5 separate regions of the Homo sapiens genome follow, and regions 2, 3, 4 and 5 are each linked to region 1. Evidence: chromatin contacts called from ENCODE Hi-C data. All regions are on one chromosome and are shown on one strand. The core of a region is the stretch at or near the end of the contact, and the rest is flanking DNA. Distances in the headings are between cores, read along the strand shown.

Region 1 (2,592 bases), core at 62-2,561:
GTTGCAACGCATCATTATCATCATCATAAATATATACAGTATACTATATGTAGAATATATAATATACATATTACATAAATTCATATAATTCCATGAAAGACTGGAAGGACATACTCCAAAATATATTTTTAAAGACAGGGTCTCGCTATGTTGGCCAGGTTGGTCTTGAACCCTAGGCCTGGCCTCAAGCAATCTTCCCCTGCCTCAGCCTCCCAAAGTGCTAAAATTACAGGCGTGAGCCACCATGCCCTGCCAAAACAGTCCCTTTACTAAAATATTAAACACTGGTTATCTCTATTCTTTCATTTGTGCCAGATATTTGAGCTAAGCCAGAAGAGAATTTTTTATGGTGATGGTTGTTTATATTATCATTACTATCGTTATTAGAATGACTGTACCATCTCTTTCCTCAACTCATTCATAATCTAGGAGAAAGGTTAAAAAAAAAAAAGGAATAAACACCAAGTACGTGGAACTGCACTATTTAGTGTTTTTGTAAGTCTTCCAGGCATTGTGTAGTAAGCGTGTAGAAATAATTGTAGTTTCTCCTCCAGTTATTTTCTCAGTTGGAGGAGAAAGATTCCAATAACTGTAAATAAATACGGCTGAGCCATATTTTTAAGAAATAAAAACGCATACGCTTACACACACACATATATATTACGTATATATACACTCCACCCGCCCCATTTACCAAAATGAAGAGCAGTACAGCTTAGTAGCTAAGAGCACGGGCTCTGGAGTTTACTTTCTTCCTGTCCTGCAGCGATTGTGGGGAAGTCAGGTCACCTGTCTGCCTCTCCGTTTCCTCATCTGTCAAATGGAGTTCTGGGTCCCTATAAAGATTCAGTGACGCGATATGTGAGGGGCTTGGAACAGTGACCGGCACGTAACCGCCCACAGGTTAACAGCTGCTATCACTTGGTGGGGTGATGGTTTGTATCCTATCGTTATTAATACGGCTGTCTCTAGATGAGCAAACATGCGCTCTCACTTCTTCCCACATTCAAGAATGGGGTCCCAAACGAGAGATTCGACGTAAACGTCCGCTCCCAACTAAGTTCTCAGGCGCTGACAACGACAAGAATTCCTCACACAAACGTAGCGCTTCAATCACTAAACCGCTTTCACAGCCCTCGACCCTGCCGCGAGATGTCCGCCGCCCACCGTCAGGTCACCGCCTCCCTAACGACTTCGGCTGCCCGGGCCCTGCCCCTGAACCTCGCACCCCTCCTGCCTCGTTCAGGAAGCTCCGCACCTATCCGGCCGCCACCCTCAGCACAGCCACGGCAGCCGACTCGGCGTTCCTACTGCCCCGGAAGTGCTCCTTCAGCGCAGAGGCGTGCCGGTGTGTCCGAGAAAACTTCCGAGTTAAGCCGCCGCTGAGGCCGGAAGGAGCTAGACGGCGGTCGGGTAGGTGACGGCTTGGTTGGGGTCGCTGCGAGGGGACTACTAGGAGCGCCGAGGCGTGAGTCGTAGCCTGTGGCTTGGGGTCGGGAGTGCAGGAGGCGAAAATGTTTGCCATTCTTTTGAAAGTCTGGCCTGGGTGTGGGAGTTCGGTCATCGAACACTTACTGAGAGCCAGATACCTGCCAGGCACTGCCCTGGGCTCCAGGGACACATCAGTCAACGAACGGAAGGGCCCTGCTCTCAAGCAGTGCGAAAAGCAGATTATAAACAAGTCAACAAACGGGATTATCTAAGGTGGTAGTAAGTGCTGTAAAGAAATTTAGACTGGATAATGTGATGGAACGAAGTGGGAGAGTAATAAGCCGTATGAAAATCTGGAATAGAGCATTCCAGGCAGAGAGAATAGCGCGTGCAAAGGCCATATAGTGGGAACAAACTTAGCAAAGTCAAGGAAAAGACAAAGGCCACTGGCTAGAGCAAAAGGAGCAAGGTGAGAATGGAGAGAGATGAGGCCAGGGACTTGAGCCCAAATCTTGTAAGGCTTATGAGCAAGGATAAAGAGTTTGATTTTTGTTTGGAATCCAGTGGAAAACCATTGAAGGTTTCTAAGCAGATGAATGACATGATCTGATTTATGACTCTAAGATTACTCCTGGGACCTCATCAGAAAGATGCAACTCTTCTGTTGCCCTCGAGCAGTGAAAATGCATGAAATCCAGACTGACAGAGCTAGTAAAATATTAAAATCAATCTTATTGTACAGATAAGAAAAACTGAATCCCAGAGAGGTGAAGGGACTTAGCCTTTAAGAACTCATGTTTTCCAACTCCATTTAATGCCCTCGGAATTATCATCTTAATTCCCAGATAAGAGTAATTGTCACTTCTAAAACTCTTCAGATATTTTCCTTTGCTTTTGACAGTGGTTCTCTAAATTTAGGTTCATCAATATCACCTGGAAGCTTGTTAAAATTCCAAAAAACAACAACAAAAAAACCCCTGCTTAAATATAAAATGGATCATTTCCTCTGATTTTCTGTTGTAATGGAAAATGCATAGAATTTGGGGCTAAAGTATGGAATCTTGGGAAGCCACTTATTTTTTAAATGCTGCTGATAATTATAGCAGCAGTTCTCAAACTTTTTGATCTTAGAATTTCTTTATACTTTTAAAATGTATTGAG
Region 2 (2,592 bases), core at 35-2,534, 7.9 Mb before region 1:
CAAACAAACAAAAAACAAAAAAAAATAAAACCAGGCGGGATGGCTCATGCCTGTAGTCCCAGCACTTTCGGAGGCTGAGACAGAAGGATCGCTTGACCCCAGGAGTTCGAAACCCTGTCTCTACTAAAAATACAAAAAATTAGCAGGGTGTAATGGAGCACGCTTGCAGTACCAGCTGTGGGGAGGCTGAGGTGTGAGGATCGCTTGAGCCCTAAGGTCCAGGCTGCAGTGAGCCATGATCACGCCACTGCATTCCAGTCTGGGTCACAGAGTGAGAACATCTCCCAAATTTAAAAAAATTTTTAAAAATTGCAACTGTACTACCCCACCGTACACTCCCTAGCACCCCTTCCTGCTCTATTTTTTCCCCACAGCATTTATCAGCACCTGACACAATATTTTACAATGTATTTTACCCACACACATAAACACTATGAAAAGAGAGATTTTTGTCTGTTTTACGGAGAGGCGCTCAATTTTTTCTTTTTTTTTTTTTTTTTTTTTTTTTTTTTTTGCTGTAAGTAGGAATCAACTTACATACTCCTCTCTCCACCTCGGCTTTATTTGTTTGTTTATTTATTTATTTTATTTTTAAGACGGAGTCTCACTCTGTCGCCCAGGCTGGAGTGCAGTGGCGCGATCCTGGCTCACAGCAGCCTCCCTCTCCCGGGTTCAAGCAATTCTCCTGCCTCAGCCTCCCGAGTAGCTGGGTTAACAGGCGCGCACCACTACGCCCGGCTAATTTATGTATTTTTGGTAGAAACGGGGTCTCACCATGTTGGCCAGGGTGGTCTCGAACTCCTGACCTCAAATGATCCACCCGCCTCGGCCTCCCAAAGTGCTGGGATTACAGCCGTGGGCCACCGTGCCCGGCTCTCCACCTCGATTTTAGAAACTCCAGAGAAATAACAAATATGATATCCAAGTACTCCGTAAAGTTAACAGACATCAGTTCGTGGTTCATAAACTAGCAAGAAAAAGCAAAGTCTCTACGAAAGGCACGCCTTAAGCGTGGCTCTCTTTTAGAAAAGGACTTTCCCTTCAGGACAGCACATGGAGAGCCCCTAGAGACTGGCCAGTCCGGCTCCAGGGCCCCTGCGGATTCTTCTCGCTCAAACTCACCGCCATTGCACCGCCCAGCCGACTGTGCAAATCCACGACAATGACCCTGGCGACCTCCACAAAGGAGTGGTTACCTTTCCCCTCCCTCTCGGGGATGCCAGGCCTCCCACGAAACTAAAGCACACGCTTCACACCTGCTGAGGCAATCATCCGGCTCCTTACTAACTACAGCCAAGGCATCTCACAGCCCGCCGGGAATTGTAGTTCCCAGACCACCCGAGCAGACACCCAGCAGGCGCTAACTGACTACAATTCCCAGAGAAAAACGGGTTATCGGAAGTCTACCCGATAGGCCCACTCAGAGGGGAACCGGCAGTGACGTCACTGGCATGTTGAACTACAAAGTCCATGATGCAGTGCGGGATCGCAGAATGCCGCGAGTGCGCCCTGGTTAGGTTGGAGTCCCTTGGCCATCAACCTTTTCACCCGGTAGAGCTGGTTGCCTGTCGGGATGCCAGGATACGCAGTTAATTACTATACGGTGACTGAGGTGCTACTTATGGCTTGCCACTATGCACAGATATTTTTTACTGTCAGTGGCATTCAACAGCCCAGCATTTAGACATTGTATAACCGCGTATTGACAATCTCCTTTTTTTTTTTTGAGACGCAGTATCGCTCTGTCGCCCAGGCTGGAGTGCAGTGGCGCGATCTTGGCTCAGTGCAACCTCGGCCTGCCGGATTCAAGCAATTCTCCTGCCTCAGGCTCCCGAGGAGCTGGGACTATGGGCGCGCGCCACCACACCGACTAATTTTTTGTATTTTTGGTAGAGACTGGGTTTCACCTTGTTAGCCAGGATGATCCCGATTTCCTGACCTCGTGATCTGCCTCCCTCGGCCTCCCAAAGTGCTAGGATTACAGGCGTGAGCTACCGTACCTAGCCAACAATCTCCTTTTTTTTTTTTTTTTTTTTTTTTTTTTTTGAGAGGGAGTTTCGTTCTGTCTCCAGGCTGGAGTGCAGTGGCGCGGTTTCGGCTCACTGCAACCTCCGCCTCCCGGGTTCAAGCGATTCTTCTGCCCCAGCCTCCTTAGTAGCTGGGACTACAGGCGCGCGCCACCGCGCCCAGCTAATTTTTGTATTTTCAGTAGAAACGGGGTTTCACCATATTGGCCAGGATGGTCTCGATCTCCTGAACTCGTGATCCGCCCGCCCCAGCCTCCCAAAGTGATGGGATTACAGGCGTGAGCCACCGTGCCCGGCCAACAATCTCCATTTTTAAGCAAGAGACTGAAAGCCTACCTGGTCCCATTGCCTGACTCAGACTATTTAGACCACTACCAAACAGGGCCAGGGGCGGTGGCCATAATCCCATTATTTTGGGATGCCGAGGTGGGCGGATGACCTGAGGTCAGGAGTTTGAGACCAGCCTGGCCAACATGGTGAAACCCCGTCTCTACTAAAAATACGAAAATTAGCTGGGTATGGTGGCGTGCACCTGTAGTCCCGGCTACTCGGGAGGCTGAGGCAG
Region 3 (2,592 bases), core at 51-2,550, 7.8 Mb before region 1:
TATAAATTTAAAATTTTATATAATTTTAATAAATGTTTGTAATACAGCCACAATCATTCCATTTACATATTGTCCCTGGTTAATTTTAAGCCAAGACATTGTATGACGAGTAGTTGCCATAGATACCTCAAGGCTCACAAAACCAAAATATTTAGTATCTGATCCTTTGCAGAAGTTTGCCTATACCTGTTCTATGTATATATAGGATGTCTGTTTATTTGAGGTTGATCCATTTCTTTTATATGAGGTGCGTGCTCATTAGGTATTTTTCAAAATGTTATTACAATGCATAACCCCATAAACTGTTCATCATCTTAAGAGGAGAAGCTCTGTTTTGCTCAGCATTGGACTCCTAGTGCCTTACTCAGTGCTGGCAATTGCAGGGACTCAGTATATGTTATTGGGTAAACATTTTAACATCAGTGCTAAATCAGTGATTTCAAAACTCCAGAAAGAATTTCTCACCTACTAGAAAGTAAGTTGACTATTTCAGTAGTTTCTAATTTGTCTTAAAAATTTTTTTGTAATCCTTCTTTGCTGATTAAAATTCTCCCTTCCCGTCCCCCAACCACTGAATTTTAGATATACAATGAAAAGATAATTAAAAACAAACTATTGGAGTCATTTTTCTTCCTAAATAAAGCAACATTTATTAATAGTACTAGCAAAATTGAAATGGCCTCAGCCTTTTACATCCGTGCGCCACGTTTTAAAAATGACGATTACTGGATTCCAAGGCATGGTTGTCAGAAACATTCTGCGTAATTAAAGCAGAGCAGCAGAAAATACAAACGTGAGTGCCAATCAACATGAGTGTGTAAAGAAAAAAAGTAAAATTTTGCATTCTGTGCAATGTGTCGAACGTGAACGTATTGCACGTTGTGTTGCAGATTTACTACAGCTGAGTCATTTCGGGACACGAGTGTGTGTTTCCAAGAAAAACGAGAGGAAGGAACCAGGCTGAGGGGCTCGCCGGGTTCCCCCAGGCACTCCCAGCAGCAGACACCGGTATTCCGCGGCGGGCGGCGGCGTGGTCAAAAAAAGGCGCCGCTGCCCCTTTAAGAGGCAAAGCACCTTTTCCAAGATACCATCTTGCACCAGGAGTTCACTTAAGCTCTCCACCTACCTTGCTATATCTCTCCTCCCTGACTGGGTACCGCCTGCCGGCGGGGCGAGCGAGCCTTTTCATTGGTCTTGCCCTCAGGGCCCCCTCTCTCTTACTGGTTCTCAGGCCTGCCACTCGGCACTGTCTCCCGCCCACCTCAGCCTTCGGGCTAGGTTGAGTGAGGGCTCTTGGGTTAGTTCCTGTTAGGCCCCGGCCGGGGGAGTAGGTTGAAGTCTCCTAAGATGCCCGGTGGGCTGGGGCACCGGGAGCTGTGAAGGGAACGTGAGGGGGCGGCGTAGTGGAGACCCACGGCAGGCCTGAAGAAGAGCGGCGGCCGAGCCCGCCTTCCCTGCACCATGCTCATAGAGGATGTGGATGCCCTCAAGTCCTGGCTGGCCAAGTTACTGGAGCCGATGTGAGTGAGCCGGGCTGGGCCGGGGCCGGCGAACGTGGGCGTTGGGGGCTCGCGGGGGCGTGGGGGAGGGGAGGTGGCGTGGGGGGCGGCGCTGAGGGGCCGCGGCCGGGAGGTCCCGGCGACGCCTTCCCTGTAGTACTATCACCATTGTGGTGGGGGTGAGGGTGGGAGAGGAGCGCTGGGGACGGAGAGGCGCCGTGAATATGGGGACTGGGGGGGCAGGCAAGGACAGCGAAGGCTTTTCAAACGCAAATATCGGGGTGCTGGAAGGGGTAGCAGGGGCCGTGAGGGAATTTAAAACATTGCTGTTTGAGAACTGAGAGAGAGGTAACGGGGCTCTTGAGGGATTTTTAAAATGTGAATATTGAGATGTCGAAGGGAATAGCAGAATATCAAGGGTTTGATAAACATTATTATTCCGGGACTGAAAGGTCTAGAAGCAAAATATCGAGGGCATTTTCGAAATATGAGGGCAGAAGCGGATAGCAGGGACATTGAAACTGTATAGCGATTATTGGTAAGTTCTGAGGGATCAAGAATATTGAAGGATTTGAAAAATACTATGGAGTAGATGAAAAGGATGTGTGGGCATTGAAGGGTTTTAGAAATTATTGGGGAGGTGATAAGTGTGATAGCAAGGATATTAAGGGATTTTAAAGTATTATTGAGGGCTTGATAGTGCTAGGGGAACTGATGACTTTTAGATACATAGAGGTTGGAAAAAAGAGGTTTCTGTAAGTTTAGTTGAAGGTTGAAAGGGCTACACTGGTATGCAGCATTAATTGGTGGAGGAGTATACCTAACAGTATGTAGGGATTTTTAGATACAGGTGGTGTTGGAGGAATAAAAGGAGCGGTAGAAAGAATAAGAGATTTGTAAGTATTCTTGTGCCATTGAGAGGACAGTTTTGTAAATGTTTTTGTAAGATTGAGAGGACACCTGAAGATAATTGGGGTGTAGTATGAGGGACCGAAAAGAATGAGAGACCTGTCTTTTAAAAATATTTTGGGTGGTGTTAGTAGAAATGTTATTGGGAGGCTTGAAAGAGGTAACAGATGTATCAACATTTTGT
Region 4 (2,592 bases), core at 50-2,549, 6.1 Mb after region 1:
TTAAAAATCTCCAATCTCTTCTTTAAACTTTTCTTAAACTATCATTAAAATTAGCAAAATATGCTTCTCTGTTGAATGGTTAACCTAACGGGAATGACTTCTAACCGTAAGAATTACAGTTAAAAGGTTCATTTTAACAAATGCTCTTCCCCCTGTAAGGAGTGACAGGTAACCTTTTGGGAACCCCAATGTACACACCCCTTTCTCCAATCCCGCTAAAGTTAAACGTTAGAGGACAGACAAGTGCCTCCTCGCAAGCAATGCCCCCCGCCCCCCCGTCCCCCCGTCCAACACTCCGTTCTCTGCAAAAATCCATCTGCATCTTGCATTAACCCACCCGCCCAGTGACGGTGACTCCAGGCCAAGTCGCAGAAGAAGACCAGGCGTGAGGGGTGAGACCTGTGAGCCCATCTGCACCTGCACCCTCCCACCTGGTGGCACACCTGCCCCGCAGGCGCCCACCTGGGGCCGGGACCGCCCTCTCCCGGTCTCGCGCGCCTGCCCCACTCGGAGCGCGCGCCACGCGCCGCGCAGGACCAGAGGGCGGGGCCCCGGGCAGCGGGGAAGCGAGGGCTCGGGGAGAGGGGGCCGCCCGGGCTCACTCCCTCCCTGGGGACCCAGCGGACCGGAGGGTGCTGGGGGCGGGCGCGGTACCTTTTGGACAGATCCATGAGGACCCCGGAGAAGAGCTTCTCCCCGAAGCGGAACGACACGACAAGCGCGTCCTCAATGATGTGGTCCAGCGTGACCCGCACCTCCGAGCCCGGGATCAGTTGCGACACCGTGGAGTCCCCGCCCGCCGGCGGCACGAGCGCCGGGGCTACGGGCTGAGGCAGCGGCGGCTCCTCGCGCTCCTCGGGAGCCGGGGGCTGCTCCGGCGGCGATGCAGGAGAAGGTGGAAGTTCCGGCCCTCCCTGAGGCGCGGCTGCCGCCGACTCCGCCACCCGAACGGACAGTTTCTCCTCAGCCTCCAGCTCCGGCCCCACCGCCTCTGGGCTGCGGGCGAGCTCCCCCGGCGGCGGCGGTGGCGGCGGGAGCGGCGGCTCGTCGGCCTGAGGAGCGGATTGCTGCCCGTCAGTCTCGCCATCCGGCACAGACGCTTCAGTGGCCGTGACCGGGAGGGGGTCAGTGCCGGCCTCACTGCCGGGGATGGGCTCCATCTCCGGCTCGGCCTCGCCGGCGCCCCCCTCCCCGGGGGACGCTGCAGTCGCTGCCGCCTCTGCAGCCACGGCCGCCATTTTCTTCCTAGCTTCTCCCTCCTCCAACTCCGGCTGCAGCGGCGGCGGCGACAGCGCTGCTTGGTTCCCTGGGCCTTCCCCTCCCTCCCGCGAACACTTTCGTCCCGCCCTTTCCCTGATGCTCGTTTCTGGCACCTCGCCATTGGTTGCATTCTACACCCCTCCCGCACTTTTGATATTCCATTGGCCAGGGATGGACGTCTATCATCTAGTCAGTCCATCCTTCCCACGCAGAGTAGGAACTTCTCATTGGCCAGATGTGTTGTCAAGTGTGGAATCTGAGTGGAGGAATAGGGGGCGGAATCAAAGGGGGCGGGGGAAGTCACAAAAGAGGAGCCATATACTCATCGCCTCTTGCTATTGGCTGGAAGAGGAAATAAAGTTTTATGGTTGGCCTACGCTCCTGCCCATTATCAGCCAGGTCTTTGGAGGTGGGAGAAAGGATGGAATCATGTGGCGTGCCACTTCTTTCAAAGGCGGCCGAGGGGAGGAGTAACAAGGGAATGCGGGAGGGGAACCGCTTCCCAAGAATCTCTGCGCAGAGATCCTTAGAATAAATGTTATTTCTAGGCGCGGACTTCTTGCGGCCGCGTGTGGGCACGACAGGCTTCTTTGGGAAAGACAACTAAAGTTTGAAATACAATCCTACAGACACTTTTTGAGTGCCTACTATGCTAGTCACTGCACTAGGTGCTGGGGAATGGAATGTTCAAGACGTTCTCCATAACCTCATAGCAGCGGGCTCCAGCGGCCATGAGGAGTACGAGGAGTATTTTCCTTGACTTCTAGGAGTATGATGAGTATTTTCCTTGACTTCTCTCCACTTCCTAGGAACAAAGCACCTATTTATTAATATTTCAGAAATAGGAAAATGCTCATGAAAGAAGAGAGACACCATCCTCACTGGATTAAACTGATGACTGTTCCAGGAAGGAGTCTTGAGACATTGCTGGACTGATATGTGAACACTGCTTGTTCTCTCCAAATCCACTTGCAAAGTGGACGCACCTGGTCCCTGCTAAAGCCTTTTTCTTTCCTGGCTTCTCCAATGCCACGAGAACAAAAGATCTCTCACTTCAGTGTCCTGACGCCCCTACTTCTCTTACTTCCACATCAAGTCTTTTCGTTTGTCATCTCTGGAAGAATCTACTGAACCTATTTCTCTCAAATGGCACCACAGAGTCAGCCTTTTTTCTGGGAGAATGCCTGCAGGAGAGAGGGTAGAAAAACTGCTAGCAATGAAAGTAAAAAAAATAAAGTCCTGAAGAATAATTACAGCTAGTGTCTTTTGAGTACCATGTACCAGGCACTAATACAAACACTATAGCATATCATCTCAATCCTTAAAATTTTG
Region 5 (2,592 bases), core at 37-2,536, 5.2 Mb after region 1:
AACTCTTCCAGGAAAGAGGCTCGAGAGCTCCCCTCCTATCTCGCCAAGGGTGCTGACTCTGTCGCGCCACGCCACGTACCAAAAGGCTCGCGAAGAAAAACGCGGGCGAAGTTCAGCATCCCCGAACAGAAAGGGAACTCATTCCAGAAAGGGGGTTCACGGGTCTGAGGGTCCTTGGGTGGGGAAAGCAGTATTGGAGGGAGAAGACAGAAGGGATGGCAAGACAGAGGAAACCACGGGGACAAAAAGGAAGGGATGAGGAGCCCTCTTACTATAAAAGGGACTGACGGACGGGATGCAGAGCAATGGGCCCCCCTCGAAAAATGGACTGGCAGGCCCTTCCGCACCCCCAAACAACCTCGCACCACCTGAAAGCGGGGAGCTTGAGTTTGGGGCTGCGTAGATCAAAGCAGGGTAAGACGAAGGGAAAGAGGGAGGGGAGCTTGGAAGCAAAGTGAACAAAGAGGCAAAAGAGGCAAAGTTGGAAATGGAAACGAGAAAGGGAGCTGGAAAGGGGCCGCTCTGGAAGGGTCTTGAAAAAGGCCTAGAAATGGGATGCTGGGGAGGCAAAGGGGGACAGCCCCGAGGAAGGGCATCTCAGGAATGTAAGGGAGCGCTCCAGGCCCTGGGAAGAGGAAGGGATGGGAGGGCGGGGAGGCAGCCGAGGCCCGGGAGCTGGAACAGAGGGGGCTTTGCGCGGGGCCCAGGAGGGGAGAGCAGGGTCGGAGGGAGGCGACCACCGCGGGAAGAGCTAGAGGATGGGAGGGAGGGGTGCTGCGGCTGAAGAGGGGATGTGGACTCCTCCAATGCTAGGGAGAAGAGGGAGGTGAAGCGAGATAAAAGGAAAGGGGCGAACAGGGAGAAGAGGAAGGAGCCTGCGACGCGATGGGGGAGGGGAGGGAGGCCGTGGGAAGCGGCCGGGGGGCGCGGGGATGGGAAGGGGCCGGGCGGGCGGCGTGGTCACCTCAGGCTGCGGACTCCCTCCCTGGGGAGCGGCGCTGCCGGCGGGCGGGCTCCGCAACTCCCCGGCTCTCTCGCCCGCCCTCCCGTTCTCCTCGGGCGGCGGCGGGGGCCGGTACGGCACGGCTCACAGCGGCGGCTCTTCTGCGCCGAGCCTCGGATGTTGCTTCTGGGGAGGCGGAGGCAGCGGCAGCGGCAGCGGCCCGGCCCGTACGGTCACCATCGTCCGCGGCAGCAGGCGCTCGCGGGCCGAGCCCCTTAGCAGCCGGCGCCGGCGTCGGCGGCCATGGCCTCCTGCGTTTGCTCCTCCCGCCCCCGGCGCTCTGCGGCGGCCGCGGCCCGACTTCCGCACTCTGCGCCTGCGCGCGGCCCAGCCAGCGCGGCGCGCCCCTCCCGCGCGCGCCCGCGCTCACTCACAATCGCGCCCGCGGAGTGCTTTCCGCACCGCCTCCGGTGCGTGGGCGGGAGACATAAGCCTAGCCAAGCCCATACAGCCCGGCTCGGGTGGCTATGGAGAGGCGTACTGCAGAGACACCTGGACGCGCACTGTGACAGGCGCCATTCTGACACACGTGCTCTCTCACTCCCAAACACCACGGGCCGCAAGCGCTCACACCCACACTCACCTGCAGGGACCACGTGGGAGAATTTGAAGGGCTGATCCTGTCCCGGTGCATTCGCAGTAGCAATGATGCGAGAATTCGTTTTAACCTCGTCACTGACTGGACTAGACTGTAAACTCCTTGGCGTCTGGGATGGCTCAGCCGTGCCCAGCACCAAGTGCAGGCACTCAAACCCCTGTGGAGTAAGTGACTGGATGAATGAATGCATTGGAACTGTTCACTGAGTATCTGTAACAATTTTGATCCCATGGTTTGGTACAAAGAATTTTATTGCAGTATGAAATTAAATGGTGTTTGTGTGTTTGTCTTGTCTTGGTCTAAGGTTCAAAACAGGCTAATGTATGTTTTCCCCTCCCCAACGTAGAGGAGTTCCACTTTGTCTCTGTGCCAGTCTCTATCACAGAATGCGCAATCCTACCCTAATTTAAATGTCCACACCTTTTAGGGCAGGAACTGTTGCCCAGAATACATAGCCTGAAGCATATTGTGTGTTTACACAACGATAGTCTTCTGGGCTTGGCAAGACTTCTCATTCCCCATTTGTCTGCCACTCTGCCTCACCACGACCTTCTGCAACCCCCACTTCTATCTCCCCTGCCTTCCACCATCACCAAAACCCCTCCACTGTTTCTTGCTTTCTCTTTCGTTAGTTCCTGGGGAGCCAGTTGCTATGAGCACCTAGCCTGGCCTTAGATGTTGAAAGGGCCAGTGTACACAGAAGATACACACCCAGTGATGGGTAAGATGTTGCAACTATACTGGGTCATGCTGAAATTGTGAAGCCTCAACTTCTTCATGTGCAAGAGAAATTAATGTACTGTAATCTCGATGTCTGTGTTGAGGACCCTCCTTGTAAATTCAAGTCTCTGGCCTCTGCCCTTTGAATGGTAAACCCCCAATTCTGAACACTCTTGTATCCTGCTGAAATTGTGAAAGCAAGCTCTGTATTTAGAAAATGCAATCCCTGGAGGTATCAGTCAACCAAACTCTGAGTAACTTGCCTTCCATT

Evidence for each region. Hi-C counts contacts between places; a loop is a spot of excess contacts on that map. Pooled maps may share reads with other maps.
Region 2: a pooled map shows a loop between it and region 1 (10-fold over the local background). The contact joins the promoter of LARS1 here to the promoter of FAM114A2 in region 1. A Hi-C loop is called at or near these places in 2 of 50 pooled maps.
Region 3: a loop to region 1 is called in a pooled map, with 7 times the contacts of the local background. The contact joins the promoter of RBM27 here to the promoter of FAM114A2 in region 1. A Hi-C loop is called at or near these places in 2 of 50 pooled maps.
Region 4: a pooled map shows a loop between it and region 1 (15-fold over the local background). The contact joins the promoter of PWWP2A here to the promoter of FAM114A2 in region 1. A Hi-C loop is called at or near these places in 6 of 50 pooled maps.
Region 5: a loop to region 1 is called in a pooled map, with 7 times the contacts of the local background. The contact joins the promoter of RNF145 here to the promoter of FAM114A2 in region 1. A Hi-C loop is called at or near these places in 6 of 50 pooled maps.

Annotation. Positions count from the first base shown.
Region 1 is chr5:154,037,599-154,040,190 of GRCh38, forward strand. It overlaps FAM114A2 (family with sequence similarity 114 member A2), which reads right to left and starts at 1,312. Exons shown (of 14, transcript NM_018691.4): 1 at 1,259-1,312. MFAP3 (microfibril associated protein 3) reads left to right here and starts at 1,369. Exons shown (of 3, transcript NM_005927.5): 1 at 1,369-1,413.
Region 2 is chr5:146,181,366-146,183,957 of GRCh38, forward strand. LARS1 (leucyl-tRNA synthetase 1) reads right to left here and starts at 1,285. Exons shown (of 32, transcript NM_020117.11): 1 at 1,123-1,285. The coding sequence starts at 1,128. RefSeq lists enhancers at 809-968, 1,877-2,592.
Region 3 is chr5:146,202,305-146,204,896 of GRCh38, forward strand. It overlaps RBM27 (RNA binding motif protein 27), which reads left to right and starts at 1,301. Exons shown (of 21, transcript NM_018989.2): 1 at 1,301-1,520. The coding sequence starts at 1,462. RBM27-POU4F3 (RBM27-POU4F3 readthrough) reads left to right here and starts at 1,301. Exons shown (of 20, transcript NM_001414499.1): 1 at 1,301-1,520. The coding sequence starts at 1,462. RefSeq lists enhancers at 737-886, 1,357-1,516.
Region 4 is chr5:160,118,151-160,120,742 of GRCh38, forward strand. PWWP2A (PWWP domain containing 2A) reads right to left here and starts at 1,300. Exons shown (of 2, transcript NM_001130864.2): 1 at 655-1,300. The coding sequence starts at 1,238. RefSeq lists silencers at 296-715, 836-1,015, 1,116-1,215, 1,376-1,425 and an enhancer at 852-1,351.
Region 5 is chr5:159,208,267-159,210,858 of GRCh38, forward strand. RNF145 (ring finger protein 145) reads right to left here and starts at 1,287. Exons shown (of 11, transcript NM_001199383.2): 1 at 965-1,287. LOC107986468 (a long non-coding RNA gene) reads left to right here. Exons shown (of 2, transcript XR_001742943.2): 1 at 1-414; 2 at 1,593-1,886. RefSeq lists enhancers at 1-53, 1-72, 1,660-1,759 and silencers at 970-1,159, 1,200-1,489.